Linked DNA regions of Homo sapiens: region 1 is linked to region 2. Evidence: chromatin loops called from intact Hi-C (ENCODE). Cell type or tissue: HCT116. All regions are shown on one strand. Links, peaks and the distances in the headings refer to the core of each region. The heading gives the core; the rest is flanking DNA.

Region 1 (11,175 bases), core at 1,573-9,572, 450 kb after region 2:
AGAACAGCACGGGAAATATCTGCCCCCATCATTCAATCATCTCCCACTGGGTCCCTCCCACAACACATGGGAATTCAAGATGAGATCTGGGTGGGGACACAGCCAAATCATATCAGCTCTGCACTTTTCCTTGCTGCCTCCATGTGAAGGATGTGTTTGCTTCCTCTTCTGCCATGATTGTAAGTTTCATGAGGCCTCCCCAAGACATGCTGAACTGTGAGTCATTTAAACCTCTTTTCTTTATAAATTACTGAGTCTCATGTATGTCTTTATTAGCAGCATGAGAACAGCCTGATACAAGTAACCTTCTTCCTTTTCTGAATGTTCAAAAACCATTTACCCTTCAAAGCCCAGTGTTAGCTAAACTTCTTTCTGAATTCTCTGAGTAAATCTCTCCAAATAATTCCAAGGGCATTTTGTCTATACTCTCTTATGACATTTACTTCCTACCTTGTATAATAATTGTGCCTATAGTTTACCTCTAGATTAATGCCATCCTCACACGTGTAACCCCAGCACTTTGGGAGGCCAAGGCAGTCAGATCACAAGGTCAGGAGTTCGAGACCAGTCTGGTCAACATGGTGAAACCCCATCTCTACTAAAAATACAAAAATTAGCCAGGCATGGTGGCACACACCTGTAATCCCAGTTACTTGGGGACTGAGGCAGGAGAATTGCTTGAACCTAGGATGCGGAGTCTGCAGTGAGCCGAGATCATGCCACTGCACTTCAGGTTGGGTGACAGGCAAGACTGTCTCAAAAAAAAAAAAAATTTATGTATGATCTTAGCACAGTGTCTTGATGATTGATGATATCCAAATATCTTTTAAACTAATTTTCTTTTCACTTAATTGGTAAAGATAGTAGAAACAGTATAGTATGATTGTTAAGAGACCAGATTCCAGAATTTAGAGTCAAACACACTTAGGTTCAAATGCCAATTTCACCATGTTCTGTTCTGTGACCCGAGCTTGAGAAAATAACTTTTCCTACCAGCAGATTCCTCACCTGTAAAAGTGGCTATAATAATAGTATCTCACTAATAGGACGTAACTACCTAATTGGGTGGTTGTAAGACTCAGATCATTCATGTGAAGAAGTAATTACCGTGACTCACGTACAGGTTCTTGACAAATGTTAGATATTTCTAGTAAACACTGGCCAGTAAGCATGCATTCTAACTTCTTTTAATATAATGGGACTAAATCCCTTGCACCATTTCCCAATCCCTTGCACCTAGGATTCTAGATTTAAGTTCCTACAATTAGATGTTAAACTTCTAGGTTGAGTGTCCAGGAATGACACTCAGCCTAGAGTCTGGAATCCAATTTTGTTGATGTGCCTTAGAACTGCAGTGGCAGCCTGGGACAGCAGCTGTAGCAAAGGTTTCCTAACTTGGTAGGCTATTTTCCACTGATAGCAGAGGCTCTAGAGCTAACAGCTGTGATGGTATCTTTCTTATACCATGGCTTTCTAATGGTAGCAAAGGCATAATCCCTTGACAGCCAATGTGGCTTTGGGAACCATTCCTGGACACTCAACCTAAAATCTGTGGGCCATTTAATGCTCCGTGATGAACACCTTACTGCTTAAACTAGCTAGAGTGAGTTTTACTCTCCACAACTGAACACTAACCAAAATACTATTGTTATTATTTCTTCTGGAGAAGATTTCCACTTGGGAAGGAAAAGATTTGTGACCAGGATGGCAATTCAGAGGCAGATTTCACCCTGAATAGTCGTCTTTAAGTTACTGCAGGTGGTAATCACACTCATACACAAAGAATGGCAAGCAATCATTTGTAATCAGCTTGAGTGAGCATTTAGGGTGTTGAAATTTGGTGTACCATTTAAAAATATCTCTGAATGTCTTGACAGTAACTTAGTTTAGTAAAATATCATGCTACCACTTTGCAATATGTTCCATTCAAGATGAGATTTGGGTGGGGACACAGTCAAACCATATCAGCATGTATCAGTATTTTTCTACATAAACATTTTCTAGGAATAGTAACCACCCATCTTCATGCACCTGCAGGCCCTGGAAAGGTCAAGCACAGAGTTGGAACTCCAGTAGAAAGCATAAGAGAACTCCGAATTCAGGTCTTTTTTCTGCTAGGACCTTAACGACATTCTGTCTGAATTTATCTGCTCTTTTTCCTCTATTCACCTCTGTACCTTTGAGAAGCTCTCAGTATCATACCTTCTACATTTAACCCTGCTTTACTGTAAAGAACTTATCAACAGCTGAGAAACCTCTGTGCTGCTCTCCATGACTTTGACTTCTATGATCCCATGATTATTTTCAAGGTGAACAAACAATAGCCATAAAATAGACCCAGTAAATTTTTGTGGCAGATCGTCTGGCAGCAACAAATATTTATTGAGTGCCAAAAGTATAAAGTATTCCAGGTAGTTGAGATACATATCAAAAAAATAGACCTAGATCCTGCTCTTAACTCACAGGCACTGGCCATTTCATGTCTGAGTGTTTCTGCTTGCTTGTAATGTCACTGAGATCAAACTGGAACAATAACAAAAAGCAGAGATGCAGACCTTAATCTGCGATGTGTTTCTGCACCTTAAAAACAAACACACCTAAAATCTTTTTTACTATAACAAGTACTTTCCCCCCTAATAGTTCCCTCGGACCTGGAAAAGTCTAGAACTTAGTGTGTGAAAAAAACAACAAAATAAATTATCTGGAAATTTTCTATATATTGAAAAGGGTGTGTGAAGACCAGGCATAATGCATTTATCAAAATTTATCTAGTGGTACACTTAAGATTTGGATTTCACTGTATGTAAATTTTACCTCAAAAATAAAAAGAAATTGAAAACAAGTATTATACTCCAGTTAATTATGTTCACGCTAAAATGTCTAGGAGTAAAGTATACTAATGTCTGCAACTAACTTTGAAAATAAATAAAATCAAAAAATAAGATGGTTGCTTTAATAGAGGTGTCTTTAAAAATAATAGTAATAATAAGTAATAATAGTAATTATAAGGTAGCTAGATGGATGGGTGGTTGGATGGATGAAAAGGCAAATATGACACAATGTTAACAACAGTAGAAACTAGATGACATATTCTTTCAACAATTCCTTCCACCTTTCTTTAAAATGAAATTTTTCATAATAAACATTTGGGAGGTGAGGGGAAAGTCCGCTATAGCAGACCAATCGCAATTTGCTGAACCACACCGAGTCACAAAGACAAAGAACTCTTGCTATGGTTTGAATGTGTCCCCCAATATTCATGTGTTGACAGCTTAATCCCTAATGCAACAGTGTTAGGAAATAGGACCTTTTAAGAGGTGATTACATCATGAGTATTCTGCCTTCATGAATGGATTAATGCCATTATCTTGAGAGTGAGTTATTTCAGGAGTAGGCTCATGATAAAAGAATGAGTTTGGCCTCCTTTCTTCTATGCAGTGCACTCTCTTTCCACGTTATGAGTCAGCAAAAAGGACCTCAATCTATGCAGCCCCTTGATCTTGGAATTCCCAGCCTCCAGAAACATGAGGCAAATAAACTTCTATTCCTTATAAATTTCTCAGTCTGTGGTGTTCTGTTATAGCAGCATAAAATGGACCAAGACAAACCCTAAAGGAAAAACAAAACAAAAACAACATCAATGGCAAATAAGGTAAATACTGATAGTCAGATAGTAACTGGGATTTATTTTCTAGGCAAATGGAAGATGGATGGAGGAGTAGAGAATATTAACAAACTCATTAATACCCTGCTTAGCAAAAACCTGCAACCACCACAATTTTCTTAATTTAAAAAAAATCTGCAGGGAAGTGTTTTTTAAAGCATTTTTATTACACTGAAATTACTGTCGTGCTTTCTGTTTCAGGGTAATAAACTGGCACTGCTGCCTTTTGGCAATGGTGGGGAGGAGGAGGAGAAAGAGGAGGGATTTTGTTAAGTGAAGGGCTCACTACCACAGAGCACACTGGTGGGTTTGGAGGGGAGAAAGAAAGAGCAAGAGGGAGGGAAGAGGAGGGAAAAGGGAGGTAAAGAAAAGAAGAAAGAGGTAGAGTGAAGAAGGAATGGAGAAGAGAGAAAAAAATTGAAATTACAGGGCTGAGCAGGGAAAAAGAGGAGCCAACTAGATAGAGAAAGGCTGACAAAAAGAAATTCAGTAAAATTCCATAGTGGTGGGTGGCCAAGGAACATTTTGAGACAAGAGAGGCTGCCTGATCCATTAGAGGTTGTTTTGTTGCTGCTGTATACACTCTGCTGCTATCCTTTCCTCAAATCTTCACTAAAGGCACTTAAAATCATGAATGTTTTATGTGAATGGGCTTTTAGTGGACATCAAGCAGGGAACTTAGTTTTGTTTCTGGGTCAGTGCCGTGCAGAAATCTTGAGAAGGATTTCTGACTCCCACAGGCCTTGGAAGGGGAGGTGTCCAAGTCAATTTTATGTAGATCTTTCAGGATGAATGAGAAGCAGGGGAGGAATGAGACAGCAGCTTATTCAAGGAAAAGCTGCCCTGCAGAGAAAAAATTTCAAAACCACTTTTTCTTATCCATTTTTAACCCAGAAGACCCTCATTATCAGGACTGGAAAATCAGGAAAGTCATTTTCATCCTTACATCGGTCTTTTTTTAATGAGGTTACACTGCCACCTACTGGTATTGGTTAAAAAAAAACCTTTTATTATAATTTTAAACTTCGTGATTCTTTGGAAGCCTTTATCTTTTATTTACTGACAAATTCTTCCCTTGTATGGGAACACAAATTTGCATAAGATGAGTTCTTTGCCAGCGAAATTTTATCCTCTAATAGTAATCTAATGAAGATAACTTGTAGCCCTTCAGAATTCAGACACCATTTCAACAGTAAAACCTTCCTTTATAGAGGTTTCCCATCCTTCTTAACCAGAATTGACAACTCTCTTTTTTGGGCACATACACTATCCATTGTACTTAGTTGATTACTTGATTATACTGTCTCCCATAACTAGACCATAAACTCCTAAGATTCAGGGACTACATCTTTTCTGCATTTATATTCCTAGCACCTGGAACAGAACCTGCACATAGATGACTAATAAATATATAATAAATATATAATATTAATAAATATATAATAATATATAAAAATAAATATATATATAATAAATGAATAAATGATTGATGATCAAAAAGTATAAACAAAGCAAACATCACTTTATATAAACTTTTATTAATAAAAAATTTTAAATAAACATTTCAATTCCAAATATACACATTATGTAATTCCTTGTCTATGGAGTGGCTTTTACCTTGCCCAATATTACATTTTACAAAATTCGTATAGATGAAATCAGAATAAAGAAGATATGTGAAGTTAGATTTTCCCATTAGCATATAATTCATAAACTCTTAATTACCATGAGATAATCTAAAACAAGATATTCTTAAGAGAATCAACTAAGGAAAATTTAGCATAAATAAATTTTATTTATTTAATAATGAGTCAGCATTGCTGAGGGACAAACCTGAGATTTGTAGTACTGAAATTATTCATATCACTTACATAATCCAGAATCATGAAGAGGGTTGAGTCTGAGATTTGAGATCCTCATATTGATTCTAGGGAACCTTAAGGCACCCAGGCCTCTCTTTAGAAACTGATTACGCTATAGGGAGAAGACACTCAGACCTTAACCAAGTCTCCTATCTGAATTTAAACAAGAATGTCTAAAGCACTCTCTTTAAAGCACTCTCTCTAAAGGAACCTCCAGGGAGCATGGCCACTCACTTTGAGTCAATAAAGGATCAAAGAAGTGTGGGCAGTAAGGAGCCACACCTTGTGACATGGCCCTGTTTCACCATGCAATTTTCACAGGGGTCTGCACACACACATTCTTAGCCAATAAGCCGGACACCTCTTGTACTGAGCAAAATCGGATGTGAATTCTTCTATTTTCCTCCCACTTGCTTCAGATTTCCTATTTTCCATCCATTCTTATTTTCTTATCTTCCTTTCTAAGGCTGATCTCATCCCTTCCCAGTCAAGTTCTGAGACCTAAATTCATAAACCATCTTCTTCTTCAGTCTTCCTCATTTTCCTCTCCACCAGTTCCTCCCTACATACCAATACACCAAGTCTCTTCTGTCTTGGAGGCAAAAAAAAAAAAAAAAAAAAATCCTCCGTGAGTCTTTTGCTCTGAAGAGTCAGGTGGCATATCCTAATTCTTCTTCCCTTCACTTCAATCTTCATAAAAGACTTCACCTGCTGCAATTCTCTTCTCCCTTTTATGGCACAATTCCTTGAAACTGAATTTCCCAGGTTCATGTCTTGGTACCACTTTCCCTGAAATTACCAATAACCTTCAAGTTGCCAATTCCGTTACTCCTGCTCAACTTCTGAAGCTTTATGCAACAGTGATCACCTCTGTCTACTGATGCATGCTTGCCCCAATTTTACACTCCCAACCTCTGCACACTTCTCTTGAATAGTTCTCACTTTCCTTCCCTAGAGCCTCTTTTGCCTTCTGCCTCTAAAATAGAAAGTAGAAGATGTACTAAACACTTTAGTCCTCATCTTGTTCTCACTTGACATGTTCTTCCTTAGGGATTTCATCTATTATTTTTGTCCTTCCTCCTTTCATTGATTTAACAGAGGTCTATTATTAGCCAATGATGTGACAGGTACTTTTCCTGGAGCTTGTTATTCAGCAATGAACAAGAATTACAAGATCCCCATTATCATGAGCTTATATTCTAGTGTGTGTATGTGTTAGAGGAAGGAGGGCGGCCAGTGATAGATACTAAACAAATTAAAAGGCAAATAACCAAGAAAGTATCAAAATAACTTTGCACCTGAGCCTATGAGTTTAGCTTTCCCAAGGTGGGCAAATGTCAGCCCTAGAGTATCTTGCTAGGGAGCTTGCCAGGTGAGACTTCTGTGTGGAAGTGAAGATGGAGGCTCAGAGTGAGCCACCCAGCCTGAGCTGACTCCAGCTCATATCCAGAGGGCTCCCCAATACCAGAAGCTTTGTCAACCAGCAGCATCACTAGGCTCTGACCAAACTGTGGGAGAAGCAATCCAAATGCTGAGAGAGAGCAGCAGCAGCCAGCAAACAAAGGACATCGCCATGGCAACCAGAGGAGCCTTGGGATAATATGCAAATCTGGGAATCCTGCCTTCCTTAAGCTGTAACATCATAGAAGCCACCCCAGCACCACATACTTAGATGTTGTCTTAGGAAGAGAAGCTATCTGAGACCCTGAGCAATTATTCCAAGACACTAAGCATTATTGAAACGAAATGTTTAAATTCTTACATAAGACTAAGCTTTAAACCTGATTAAATCCATTTTCTTGTGTTAGCTGTTGTTTATCTGTTTGTTCCCCCATGATCCTAATCCCCCAGTACTCAGCAGGTTGAAGATTATAATGGGTATATTAGAGAGGCGACAACAATCTTTTCTCCCATATTTCTCAGTTATAAAATGGGTAGGATTATGACACAGCTATGTGTTTGTCTTTAATTCTGACTCCTTTCTTGAGTTTTGTACCAGCATTTCTAATAGTCTGCTGGTCTAAAATAAAATTTGTGTCTCCAACCTACAGAGCAACTTTTTCCTAAATCTTTTGTCTCAATTAAAATTAATTTCTGCATGATGGTTTTAGTTGTCTCCCTAACAGAATAGGTTCCTTTTTCCATTCTGACATACACATTCTCTTTTGATTGTCAAATTATTAATGTTATTTATCTCTCACTGTTTTACTTCTTCTGAGAAAACCAGAATCATGATATTGTAAAAACCAGAGATGATTCTACAAAGGCTGTGAATGTCCCTCATTTGCAATCTTATTGGACCCAATCTTTTTTTCATTGTCATTGCCTTGCTGCTGAAACAACAGATGCACCCTCTCTCTAGGCCCAGAGACTATGGGGGAAAAGGTGGGTGTGTGAGATTGTAAGGGCCAGTTTTGAGGGACAGAATTAGTTCAGACTCTCCAAATCAAGGACAGGCACACAGATTGCCTAAAGAGCTGGCAAATTTTTGAGAGACTTTTCCTCCTGAGCCATCTTGTGGTCCCTTTCCATCCATCCAACCATAAAGAATTTCCTGCTTTCCATAGAAGTAAATGAGAATTACTAAGAGAATATCAAGACACCTGGTGACAAAGCCTTCTCAGTATAGTTGTTCCCAGTTACGGGGTTCACACAAATAATGATATAATAAGAAATTTTTCAGCCACCTTAAGATAAATTACTTAAGAGATTGCAAAAGGCATTGCAGAACAACAAAATCTCTAAATTCCTTAGCTTAAAATGGTTTTAGCAAAATGCTTATGTTTTATATAGCTAACGGCTACAAGTCTGTAACTAACACCAAGATTGTAGTAGCTCAGTGCATAGAACTGGTAAGTCACTTTTATAACCTTACTTTTTGGCTTTGGTTTTTGGCTCTTATGTTGCTTAAAAGGTTTTAAGTGTTGATGGTTACCTGCCCACCTCCATTCTCATCTGGCATAAAATGTTTAGTTGGCTGTAAGTCTTTTGGCTCTAAGTCCCTCTGTCACAAGGGTCCCACTGAGGGACAGGATGGACCTGCAGCAGGTAGCCACATCACCCCAGCAATGATATGGGACAAAAGAAAAGTCTGGCAGGTCTTGGCCAAATGGGAGAGAATGTAAACTAAAAATAAAATTCTAAGCCCCTTCAATTGATTAAACAGACCATTTCTTGGCCAAAGGAACCCCAGAGAAATCTTGAAAACTGAGTTCTCAGTCTTGATGGGATGGAGAGGTCAGACACATGTTGTTATACTCGCTACCTTGCTAACCATAATTAGCCTTTCTTCCCTAAGGGCTTAGCAGAAACCAGCCCTTTCAAAAGACTACACCACTGATATCAACCAACAGCCTGATGCTTCCCCTCCTTTTCACCCGATAAGAGACCAATGATGATGGAGTGGTTCTGGCCAATCTACGAAGAATGTACATAAGGGTTTTAATGTCCTCTGCTTCACCTTTTGGCATCAGAGGACCGAAAATTCCACCCTCAGATCACGCTAACACTGACAATTTTTGTACATGGGACCCGTGAAGGAGTATGAAGCTCAATTGTGCATGCACATGTTTCTCCTTTCATAAATACTTATGACTCCTCCTATAACTTATTAAATATGTATATTTGGCCATCCTGCTCAGCAAAAATTCCTGCTCTTTGCCCCTCCCTTGAAGTATCTGTTTATGGCTTCTGGCCGGAGGCTACACTTCCTAGCCTGTCAGAATGGCCACCCTGTAGGCTACAACCCTTTCTGAGAAATAAGGTTCTCCTATCCAAATTAAAAATAAATGAGAAATTAAAAATAAATAAATTGGCCAGGCGCTGTGGCTCATGCTTGTAATCCCAGCACTTTGGGAGGCCAAAGCAGGCGGATCACTTGAGGTCAGGAGTTCAAGACTAGCCTGGCCAAAATGTGAAACCCCATCTCCACTAAAAACACAAAAAAATTAGCCAGGAATGGTGGTGAGCACCTGTAATCCCAGCTACTCATTAGGCTGAGACAGGAGAATCACTTGAACCCAGGAGGCGGAGGCTCCAGTAAGCTGAGATTGCGCCATTGCACTCCAGTCTAGGTGACAAAGCAAGACTCCATCTCAAATAAATAAACAAACAAACAAACAAACAAACAAACTTCTGATCTTCCTAATCAATCAGATTAGGAACTTTAAGGTCTCCAAAATGTCACAAGCCTAACTTAAAATTCCACTCATATATCATTGTTTATTTATATTCTCACTGCCGCTCTGCTAGCTCAGGGCCTCGACTCTCATCTAAAAGACTGCCAAGTCTCTTAATTGGTTTTCCTGGAAAAGGGGCATGAGAATGGACCTAGGGGGGTAAACATAAAGTATGAAGATCTTTGGGTGACTCATTAACACTCACCAGAGAACATTCTGCATGAAGAAGGCACTAAACAAGTAAGTATACAGAATACTAACCAACTGAAATTATCCAGTTTCTGTCATTGGCCGTCTTAGTGCTAGTATAATTTAGGACAAAGCAGCCACGGCAACAGGGATGGAGGCTATGCATGGGCCCAACAGTATGGGCTCTCTCTCACCAAGGCTGAACTAGCTACTGCTATGCTACTACAGATTATCTAACCTACCAGTAACAGACACAAAGCTGAGCCCCCAATATAGCACATTCCCTCAAAGAAATTAACGAGACAGTTGTTGGTAAATGGATTACACTGGACCCTCTCCACTCTGAAAGTGGAAATAAATCACTTTGACAAGAATCAACATATATTACAACATGGATTTGACCTTTCTGCCTGCAGACCCTTAGCCAGAACCACTACCTGAGAACTTATGTTTCTGGTTCACTTTAACCATATTCCACATAACATTGTCTTGGACCAAGGGACTGTCTTTACAGCAAAGGAGATGTGAGCATATGACCACGGTGTGAGCACAGCAGTAGCTAGTTCAGCTTTGGTGAGAGAGAACTCATACTTTTGGGCCCGGGCATAGCCTCCATCCCTGTCACCATGGCTGCTTTGTCCATTATGCCAGCACTAAGGGGGCCAATGACAGAAGCTGGATAATTTCAATTGGTTAGTATTTTGTATACTTACTTATTTGGTGCTTTCATGGAGAATGTTATCTGGTGGATGTTAATGAGTGATCCTTTTCTTTACCGCAAAGGAGATGTGAGCACATGACCATGGTACCCACTGTTTCTATCACAAAATGCAACATTCAGAAGCTTCCAGCATGACAAGCAATGAAAGGTAATTCTAAAGGCATGGCTGAGACAACCCCTTAAAGATGATACCATCTGACGATAGGGTGCCCTGCTCCAGGATGAGGTTATACCTGAAATCAAAAAACATTACATAGTGACTGCATCTGCAATAGGTAAAATGCAGACAGGAAACTAAGGGGAGCAGCAGGAATGGCCCCACTTGCTGTCATTCCCAATGACCCATTTAGCAATTTTCATTTTTATTTCTCATCCCTGAATGCTAGGTTCAATTAATCTAGAGGTCCTGGTCCCATCAGTGGACACAGCCCGTTAAACTGTAAGCTGCAACTGCCACCTGGTCATTTCATACATTTTGGGCCAAGAGACCAGAGGGCAAGAAAAGGAGTCACCATCTATGTAGGGCTAATAGACCTTGATTATCAGGAAAAAGTGGAGCTT
Region 2 (11,175 bases), core at 1,377-9,376:
AGAGGGAATATTTAAACTGGCCCTAGCCAGAGGTGAATCACTCATCCCGGCAATAAGAACTTCAGTTCTTGCAAGCCTCACCACCATGGGATAAAGCATTCTGAGGCTCTAAATAAACTTGAAAGTGTGGGTCAAAGGATCAATTAAGAAAGAAGTTAAAAACTTTCTTGAAACAAGTGATAAAAGAAACACAACATACCCACACCTATGGGACACAGCAAAAGCAGAACTAAGAGGGAATTTTATAGCTGTAAGTGCCTACATCAAAAGAGAAGAAAACTTCAAATAAACAACCTAATGATGCATCTTTAAGAATTAGAATAGCAAGAGTAAACCAAACCCAAAAATAATAGAGGAAAATAAATCATAAAGATCAGAGGAGAAATAAATGAAATTGAAATGAAAAAATAACAAGATCAATGAAACAAAGTTGTTTTTTCAAAAAGATTTAAAATATTGACAGACTTTTAGCCAAACTAAGAAAAAAAAAGGGTAAGACACAAATACATAAAAGCAGAGATCAAAAGAGAGATATTACAGCTGATACCACAGAAATTCAAAGTTTCATTAGAGACTACCATAACTACTTGCCAATAAAGTGGAAAATATAGAAGAAATAAATAATTCCTAGACACATACAACCTAACAAAATTGAACCCTGAAAAAATTCAAAATCTGAACACATGAATAACAAGTAATGAGATCAAAGTTGTAATAAAAAGTCTCCCAGCAAATAAAAGTCTGGGACCCAATGGCTTCACTGCTGAATTCTACAAAACATTTAAAGAAGAACCATTACTAATTCTACTCAAACTATTCCAGAAAATGAGGAAGGAATACTTTCAAACTCATTCTACAAGGCCAGTCTTACCTGATATCAAAACCAAACAAAGACATATCAATAAAAGGAAACTACATGCAATATCACTGAATATTGATGCAAATATTCTCAACAAAATACTAGCAAATGAAATTAACAATACATTAAAAAGATAATTCATCATGACCAAGTGGGGTTTATCCCAGGGTTGTAAGGAGGGCTCAGCATATGTAAATCAACTAATGTGATACATCATGTCAACAGAATAAAGGACAAAAATCATATGATCATTTTATTGATGCTGGAAAAGCATTTGATAAAATTCAACATACCTTCATAATAAAAACGCTCAGAAAACTGGGTATAGAAGGAATATACCTCAACATAATAAAAGCCATATATAACAAACCCATAGCTAATATCATACTGAACTGGGAAAAAAACTGAAAGCCTTTTCTCTAAGATTAAGAACATGACAAGGATACCCCTTTTCATCAGTGTTATTCAACATAGTACTAGAACTTCCAGCTGGAATAATCAGACACGAGAAAGAAACAAAGGGCATCCAAATTAGAAAGGAAAAAGTCAAATTATCCTTGTTTACATATGATATGATCTTATATTTAGAAAAACCCAAAGTCTCCACCAGAAAAAACTATTAGAACTGATAAACGAATTTAGTAAAGTTGCAGGGTATGAAATCAACACAGAAAAATTAGTAGTATTTCCATATGCCAACAACAAACAATCTGAAAAATAAAGAAAGAAATTCCCCTTAGACCTAAGAATGAAATTAAATATGTAGGAATTATTATGCTAAGAAATGAAAGATCTCTACAAAAAAAAAAACTATAAAACATTGATGCAAGAAATCAAAGAAGACACACACAAAAGGGAAAAATATTTCATTTTCATGGATTAGAAGAACGAATATTGTTAAAATATCCATACTACCCAAAGAAATCTATAAATTTGATGAGATCCTATCAAAATACCGATGGCATTCTTCACGAAAATAGAAAAAAAAATCCTAAAATTTATACTAAATCACAAAAGACCCAGAATAGCCAACGCTATCCCAAGCAAAAATAATAAAATTGGAGGAATCACACTACCTGACATTAAGTTATACCACAGAGTTATAGTAACCAAAACAGGGTGGTATTGGCATAAAAAGAGATATAGATCAGTGGAACAGAATAGAGAGCCTAGAGATAAATCAATACATCTACAGTGAACTCTTTTTTGACTAAGTTGGCAAGAACATTCAGTGGGGAAAGAAGAGTCCGTTCAGTAAATGGTGCTGGGAAAACTGGATATCCATGTGCAGAAGAATGAAACTAGACTCCTGTCTCTTGTCATACACAAAAATCAAATCAAAATCGATTTAAGACTTAAATCTAAGACTTCGAACTAGGAAACCACTAAAAGAAAACAGAGGGGAAAATTTCCAGGACACTGGACAGGACAAAAATGTCTTGAGTAATACCCCACAAGCACAGGCAATCAAAGCAAAAATGGATATATGAGGTCACAAGTTTAAAAGCTTCTGCACAGGAAAGGAAACAATAAACAGAGTGAAGAGACAACCCACAGAATGAGAGAAAATATTTGCAAACTACCCATGTGACAAAGGATTAATAACTAGAATATATAACTCTACAGGAGAAAAAATCTAATAATCTCGTTAAAAATGAGTGAAAGATTTGGATACTTTCTCAAAAGAAGACATACAAATGGCAAACAGGTATGTGAAAAGATGCTCAAAATAATTGATCATCAGAGAAATGCAAAGTTAAAACTACAATGAGATATCATCTCACCCCAGTTAAAATGCCTTATATCCAAAAGAGACAATAACAAATTCTGGTGAGGATGTGGAGAAAAGGGAACCTTCATACACTTTTGGTGAGAATGTATATTAGTGAAATCACTATGGAGAACAGCTTGGAAGTTTCTCAAAAACCTAAAAATCGAGCCACCATATGATCCAGCAATCCCACTCATAGGTATACATCCAAAAGAAAGGAAATTAATACATGCAAGAGGTATCTGCACTACCATGTTTATTGCAGCACTTTTTTACTCACAATAATTAGGATTTGGGAGCAACCTAAGTGTTCAGCAGATGAATGGATAATGCAAATCTGTTACATATACACAATGGAGTACTAGCCAGTAATAAATTTAAAAAAAAAAGAATGACATCCTGTCATTTGCAACAATATGGATGGAACTGGAGGTTATTATGTTAAGCAAAATAAGCCAGGCACAGAAAGACAAACTTTGCCTGTTCTCACTTATTTCTGGGAGCTAAAAATTAAAATAATTACACTCACAGAGATAAAACACAATTGCATTGCTTGTAACATAAAGGATAAATGTTTGAGGTAATGGGTACCCCCTCACCACCAAAAAAAAAAAAAAAAAAAAATCATACTGATGGATCTCCCTTAGCTCTCCGAGAGCTCTAACGACATTTAGAAGAGTTAGTTTCCATCAGTCTAGAGAAAAATACTCTTTTCCCTCACGTAGTGTTCCTACCAGGTAAATGTTAGAAAAACTAAGGGCTCTGTACCAAGAAAAATTTCTAGTAGTTCAATCATCTATAGTTGTTTTCTCTAACTATACAAGAACAGCTCCTTATATTCAAGTGAGAAAAGAGATTTATGACAGAATACTTAGTAAAGTTCTTATTATGTATGAACCTACTTTTTTCTAGCTCATTTTCATGCACAAATTTCAGCCCAACTTTGACTAAACACACAAGTATATTAAAGTTGTTTGCAGAGGTATCTGCACATGTGCATGTGTGCATTGTGTATTTTCTGGCTCTTGGTCTTCCCTACGCAATGATACCATAGACAATTACAAAATCAAAAGGCTTCTAAAAATTGCATATTTTTTGCAAGTCAAGAGGCAGCAAAAACCTGACAGGAACTGATAAAAGGCTATTTAAGGTGCTTTTTATCTTAATAAGAAATATGAATATTCATCTTTTACTGCAGAAATAGTAATTAATCTAGCTACAGAGCCCACTGGGAACGTTATGTAATATATAGTTCTGAACCACATTACCTTTTAAAAATCTGAAACCAACAGTGTAAATGTGTTCCTATTTCTCCACATCCTCTCCAGCACCTGTTGTTTCCTGACTTTTTAATGATTGCCATTCTAACTGGTGTGAGATGGTATCTCATTGTGGTTTTGATTTGCATTTCTCTGATGGCCAGTGATGATGAGCATTTTTTCATGTGTTTTTTGGCTGCATAAATGTCTTCTTTTGAGAAGTGTCTGTTCATATCCTTTGCCCACTTTTTGATGGGGTTGTTTGTTTTTTTCTTGTAAATTTGTTTGAGTTCATTGTAGATTCTGGATATTAGCCCTTTGTCAGATGAGTAGGTTGCAAAAATTTTCTCCCATTTTGTAGGTTGCCTGTTCACTCTGATGGTAGTTTCTTTGGCTGTGCAGAAGCTCTTTAGTTTAATTAGATCCCATTTGTCAATTTTGGCTTTTGTTGCCGTTGCTTTTGGTGTTTTAGACATGAAGTCCTTGCCCATGCCTATGTCCTGAATGGTATTGCCTAGGTTTTCTTCTAGGGTTTTTATGGTTTTAGGTCTAACATGTAAGTCTTTAATCCATCTTGAATTAATTTTTGTATAAGGTGTAAGGAAGGGATCCAGTTTCAGCTTTCTACATATGGCTAGCCAGTTTTCCCAGTACCATTTATTAAATAGGGAATCCTTTCCCCATTGCTTGTTTTTGTCAGGTTTGTCAAAGATCAGATGGTGTCAGTGTGGTGATTCCTCAGGGATCTAGAACTAGAAATACCATTTGACCCAGCCATCCCATTACTGGGTATATACCCAAAGGATTATAAATCATGCTGCTGTAAAGACACATGCACACATATGTTTATTGAGGCACTATTCACAATAGCAAAGACTTGGAACCAACCCAAATGTCCAACAACAATAGACTGGATTAAGAAATGTGGCACATATACACCATGGAATACTATGCAGCCATAAAAAATGATGAGTTCATGTCCTTTGTAGGGACATGGATGAAACTGGAAACCATCATTCTCAGCAAACTATCACAAGGACAAAAAACCAAACACTGCATGTTCTCACTCATAGGTGGGAACTGAACAATGAGAACACATGGACACAGGAAGGGGAACATCACACTCTGGGGACTGTTGTGTGGTGGGGGGAGGGGGAGGGATAGCATTAGGAGATATGCCTAATGCTAAATGACGAGTTAATGGGTGCAGCACACCAACATGGCACATGTATACATATGTAACAAACCTGCACATTGTGCACGTGAACCCTAAAACTTAAAGTATAATAATAATAAAATTTAAAAAAAAGTCTGAAACCCAGCTCGTCCTAAGTTACAGATAATGGGTTGTGGACCTCTATATCCTCTGACAACTTGCATCCATCAGGCTGTTTTCACACCAACAGCAGTTCTTTATTAAATCCGGTATACCCATTAAATCTGATCACGATTGCATACATGTACTCTGTAAGTCTGACTATTAAAATTCCCAAGATAATTAATCCACTGCGTGTGAGCCCTGATAGATCCATTTCACAAGCAGAAGGGCTTCAGGTTGTATGGGTATGAGAGGCAGAATAATGGTCCCCCAAAGATGTCCATGTCCTAATACTCAGAACCTGTAAATATGTTACCTTAAATGGCAAAAGAAACTTCACATATGTGACTATGTAAAGGATTCTGAGATGGAAGATTACCCTGGATTATCCATTGGTCCAATATAATCATAAGGGTCCTTATAGGAGGGAGTCAGGAGAGTCAGTCGGAGAATGAGACATAAGGACAGAAGGAGAAGTCAGAGAGAGAGACTTGAAGATGCTATACAGCTGGCTTTAAATATAGAGGAAGGATTTGCAAGCCAAGGTACGCAGGCAGCCTCTAGGAGCTTGAAAAGGCAGGGAAACAAATTCTTCCCTAGAGCCTCTAGAAAGAACACAGGCCAGCCAACACCTTCATTTTAGCCCAGTTATACTAGTTTTAGAATTCTGGCCCCTAGAACTCTAAGAGAATAAATAAATATGCGTTGTTTTGAGCTACTAAATTTGTGATAATTTTTATTAATATGAAATTAATAGAGTAGAACAGTTAGGATAGAAATACCAACATTAACCCCTAAGATTTAGCCAGTCTAAGTCAATAACAGACTTTTTCCCTGAGGCATAAAAAAATAGTTCCCTCTAGAATTTACAGGCCCTCTTCTGATTTGAAGGGGGGAGAAAAAACAAATTAGAAACAACATGAAAGTTTTCTTCATTTTTTTCTTTTCTTGATCGGAAACTTGAAAATCAAGGTTTACATGAAATCAGAAATGTTTTACACTTTTTAGTACTTGATAATTCAATATATAGTCATAATAATATAGAGGATCTAATAATTCAGAAGCTCAAGGAAAATTATATTAGAATACTGAAAAGTCATAAATAAATATAGGAAATACAATAAAAGCACTGTAATACTATCTTCTAACAACTGTAAGTGGTTTACAATTGTCTCATGTAATACTTCTATAATTACAAAATAAAACCACAGCTCTTTTTGTTTCAGATTCTCCCTAAATTCTGAGAATATTATATTTAAACAGTATGATATACCAGATAGCTTCAGCCATGGGGAATAGGTGTATAGTTTACGTGATCATCCATGCAAGTCTCTGTGGTTGCCTGAACCATTGCTTTGTTTCAGCTCCTGGTTTCTACAAATATCTGACGAAGGAAAAGCTGATGTCTCAGAATTATGACAGTTTGTAAGAACTCATTTTCCCAGGATTCAAAAGCAATTAAAAAAAATCTCACATAGATTTTAAACAACTGCATTTAAAACTACACGAAATGAAAATGATTTGGTTAATATAATTCACTTTAATCTTCCAAGTTTCTTCATCGTTCAGCTTACAACTGGTAATTCGAGGGGAATTGTCTTCTTTCTTAAAAAATAAAAAAGAACTCCCATGCCTACTGAGCAAAAGCAACAAGACACAGAAGTCATAAATTTTATCTACCTCTTGGTATTCTCTCTTATTGATTTCTGTGTCCTGGGTTGTTTGGTTCCCTTCAGCACTGACACACCCAGCTGGTACTCCAAAGGGGTGCTTTGTTAGATGCTATATTCATCTGCTTAGGCTATGATAACAAAGTACCACAGACTTGGTGGCTTAAACAAGAAAATTTTATTTTTCACAGTTCCGAAGAAGTCTAAGAGGTTAAGGTGTCAAAAGCTCCAGTTTCTCCTGAGGCCTCTCTCCTTGGCTAACAGATGGTCACCTCCTGTGTTTTTTCTGTGCACACACATCCCTGGTATCTCTTCGTGTGTCCAAATTTCCTCTTCTTATAAGAACACCAATCAGATTAGAATAGGGCCCATCTTAATGGCCTATTTTACCTTAACCATCTCTTTAAAGACTCCAAATACAGTCACACTCTGAGTTACTAGGGGTAAGAGCTTCAGCATAGGAATTTGGGAAGGGTGGCACAATTCTGCATCTAACAGATGCTGAAGCAGAAAGGGAAAAAGAAAGTAAAAATGGGTCAGAGAGATAAAACAATTCAACCTAGACAAATGTAAATTGTTTTCATTGTTGCTTAATTGTTTTTCCCTAACTGGCCCTTAAAACCTGGCCTATTCCATACTCCTGACACAGAGAAAAGAGAATCTCAATATCTTAGTTTCAAAGGGTCAGTTCAAAGACACCAGCTTCACACCATAAATCTTCACAAATCCCAGGAGGCTTCACACAGAGAATATCTCTAGGACCTAGTAGCCTTTCAGTCACTGTGATGCCTCCATGGTCCAAGAAGGATTCTAACACTAATGCCCAATAAATTCCTCCCATTCCTAATTTCTGGTCTCAGGGACAAGCCTCTCTCCTAAGTAAACAGCAGCTCTATGAGGACTTTATTCTCAGGGTGTGACTCAGCCTACTTTGTGGAGAAATGTGTCTTATTGCAATACCAGGCTGGGCAATATGGCAAAAATCCCTTAATCATACAAGAAAAAGTATGCATATCAAAGAATTGTACAGGTGCAGATACAAGCACAAGCAAGGCAGCAGCTTGATTATCACCTTAATAATTCAAATACAAAAACTGAAAATTCACTGTTATGAGAATGTGCTATAAAACTAGTTGCTATGAAATAAAATTCAACATAAGATGGCTCTCTTCAAATCTATTCCAAAACCTTCAGTTACAGAGAAAACAATAGTTTTCAAAGTGGTCACTTCATGCCAGAATTCTAAGTTCATTTCTAACCTCCTCAACTGGAGTTATAGTGAGATCATTATATATAGAAAATGAGAATCCATAATTAATAATCACAGCAGGTTCTGGCCAATGCCACAATGTGCTTATTTGTTATTTGGTTTATTTGTTTCACCTTTCTTATATGATATTTGACAGCACATTTAAATAATAAAAAACTAAATATTTGCAAATATCATTTGCTTTAGTTATTTTTTATAACATCAAAATAATCAAAACATCAATATTAAACAATGTTCCTTTCTTTTGTCTGTTTCTCTTTAGCATGTTCAAAAGAAACAGAGGAAAAAACTCTTCGGAGGAAAAAACATTGTCATAAAGATTCTCCTAATCAATCAGGTATAAAACTGTATACCTAATATAATGAACAAATTTCTGTAGGTATTAAAATCTATTTTTTAAAATCTCACATTTAGTAGGTGTTTTTTTTTTTTTTTTTTTTGAGACGGAGTTTTGCTGGAGTTCAGTGGCGCGATCTCGGCTCACTGCAACCTCCACCTTACAGTTTCAAGTGATTCTCTTGCCTCAGCCTCCCAAGTAGCTAGGAGTATAGGCGCCCACCACCATGCCCAGCTAATTTTTGTATTTTTAGTAAGGCAGGGTTTCACCATGTTGGCCAGGCTGGTCTCAAACTCCTGACCTCATGATCTGCCCTCCTCAGCTTCCCAAAGTTCTGGGATTACAGGCATGAGCCACCGCACCCAGTCACTTAACCCAGTCACTTAATAGGATTTATACAGATATTTGGAACTAAGAGGACATCCAAACGGGACTGAAAAAAAATGTCTAAAATATTGTGAATTTTTCAAAGTGATAATTTTCTTAAACTCGGCCTGTCTCCATGTCATAGAATTAGAGAATGCCAAGAGCTGGAAAGCAACTTAGTTGTTCCAGTCCAATCTCAACACTATAGGAAAATCCCTGCTGTGGAATCCCTAACATATTTTATTCAGCAGCTACCTGAATGTCACCAATGTTGGAGAGCTTGCTTATTTACAAGCAACGTGCTACATCACTAGAAGAGAAATATTAGGAAGAAAAATAATTTTTGTTGAATACTTACTATGTGCTAGAGTGGGCTTCAAACAGGTTTCAGTTTTGTAAGTCAGAAAGAGATATCTGATGACAACGTGAGAAATAAAGACTTTCAAGTTCAGTTAGGAGACTAATTCCAAAGCATACACGATGATGAATGTTTGAACCAAGTATATTAACAATAGAGATAAAAAGTGCATGGTGGATGCGGAAGACATTTAAATAGAATTAGCAGGACTTGGTGGGACTTCCATTCAGTACAAAATAACTCTGAGAAGTTTTATTTTTTTTTTAACATTTGAAAATAATTTCACAAAAGTTTTATTTAAAAAAATTATATTGTAAATTTATGTAAGAAATTCTCTATCCATTATATGACTTGTATAACATCCACAGTATACTAACAAAATATTTTTAAAATATAGGATAAGGTGTCTAAATAATAAATTTTTAAGACTGCTTAGAGCCACTATTAAAAATCTGAGAATAAGGCATGAATATTTTTTGATCTATAGAGATTATATATCAGCATGCTGGCATTGGCTTTTATTATAGAATAAGCATTTTAATCTTCAATAACTTTCTTTTTTTTTTTTTTCTTTTTCTTTTCTTTTTTTATTATACTTTAGGTTTTAGGGTACATGTGCACATTGTGCAGGTTAGTTACATATGTATACATGTGCCATGCTGGTGCGCTGCACCCACTAACTCGTCATCTAGCATTAGGTATATCTCCCAATGCTATCCATCCCCCCTCCCCCCACTCCACCACAGTCCCCAGAGTGTGATATTCCCTTTCCTGTGTCCATGTGATCTCATTGTTCAATTCCCACCTATGAGTGAGAATATGTGGTGTTTGGTTTTTTGTTCTTGCGATAGTTTACTGAGAATGATGATTTCCAATTTCATCCATGTCCCTACAAAGGACATGAACTCATCATTTTTTATGGCTGCATAGTATTCCATGGTGTATATGTGCCACATTTTCTTAATCCAGTCTATCATTGTTGGACATTTGGGTTGGTTCCAAGTCTTTGCTATTGTGAATAATGCCACAATAAACATATGTGTGCATGTGTCTTTATAGCAGCATGATTTATAGTCATTTGGGTATATACCCAGTAATGGGATGGCTGGGTCAAATGGTATTTCTAGTTCTAGATCCCTCAGGAATCGCCACACTGACTTCCACAATGGTTGAACTAGTTTACAGTCCCACCAACAATGTAAAAGTGTTCCCATTTCTCCACATCCTCTCCAGCACCTGTTGTTTCCTGACTTTTTAATGATTGCCATTCTAACTGGTGTGAGATGGTATCTCATTGTGGTTTTGATTTGCATTTCTCTGATGGCCAGTGATGATGAGCATTTTTTCATGTGTTTTTTGGCTGCATAAATGTCTTCTTTTGAGAAGTGTCTGTTCATGTCCTTTGCCCACTTTTTGATGGGGTTGTTTGTTTTTTTCTTGTAAATTTGGTTGAGTTCATTGTAGATTCTGGATATTAGCCCTTTGTCAGATGAGTAGGTTGCGAAAATTTTCTCCCATTTTGTAGGTTGCCTGTTCACTCTGATGGTAGTTTCTTTCGCTGTGCAGAAGCTCTTTAGTTTAATTAGATCCCATTTGTCAATTTTGTCTTTTGTTGCCATTGCTTTTGGTGTTTTGGACATGAAGTCCTTGCCCATGCCTATGTCCTGAATGGTAATGCCTAGGTTTTCTTCTAGGGTTTTTATGGTTTTAGGTCTAACGTTTAAATCTTTAATCCATCTTGAATTGATTTTTGTATAAGGTGTAAGGAAGGGATCCAGTTTCAGCTTTCTACATATGGCTAGCCAGTTTTCCCAGCACCATTTATTAAATAGGGAATCCTTTCCCCATTTCTTGTTTTTCTCAGGTTTGTCAAAGATCAGACAGTTGTAGGTATGCGGTGTTATTTCTGAGGGCTCTGTTCTGTTCCATTGATCTATATCTCTCTTTTGGTACCAGTACCATGCTGT

Evidence for each region. Hi-C counts contacts between places; a loop is a spot of excess contacts. Peaks named below come from ENCODE experiments on the same cell type or tissue, not always from the same donor. Only the 100,000 strongest peaks of a DNase experiment are listed, where the experiment ranks them.
Region 1: it touches region 2 in a loop (5-fold over the local background); 2 of 110 quality-filtered maps call a loop at or near these places.

Annotation. Positions count from the first base shown.
Region 1 is chr14:39,484,689-39,495,863 of GRCh38, reverse strand. All of the region lies in intron 2 of LOC105370461 (a long non-coding RNA gene), which reads right to left. The region is part of intron 2 of LOC105370460 (a long non-coding RNA gene); the gene reads right to left. It overlaps LOC112267899 (a long non-coding RNA gene), which reads right to left. Exons shown (of 3, transcript XR_001750732.3): 2 at 10,607-10,847; 3 at 2,346-3,609. Among named protein-coding and RNA genes, the nearest start is that of FBXO33, 58 kb to the right of the region's middle. In HCT116, for the core only: a CTCF peak has its summit at 4,631 (motif pointing left); a DNase peak (open chromatin) is centred at 4,603.
Region 2 is chr14:39,935,811-39,946,985 of GRCh38, reverse strand. No RefSeq gene overlaps it. Among named protein-coding and RNA genes, the nearest start is that of FBXO33, 510 kb to the right of the region's middle. In HCT116, for the core only: no CTCF peak of the experiment used is centred there; no DNase peak of the experiment used is centred there.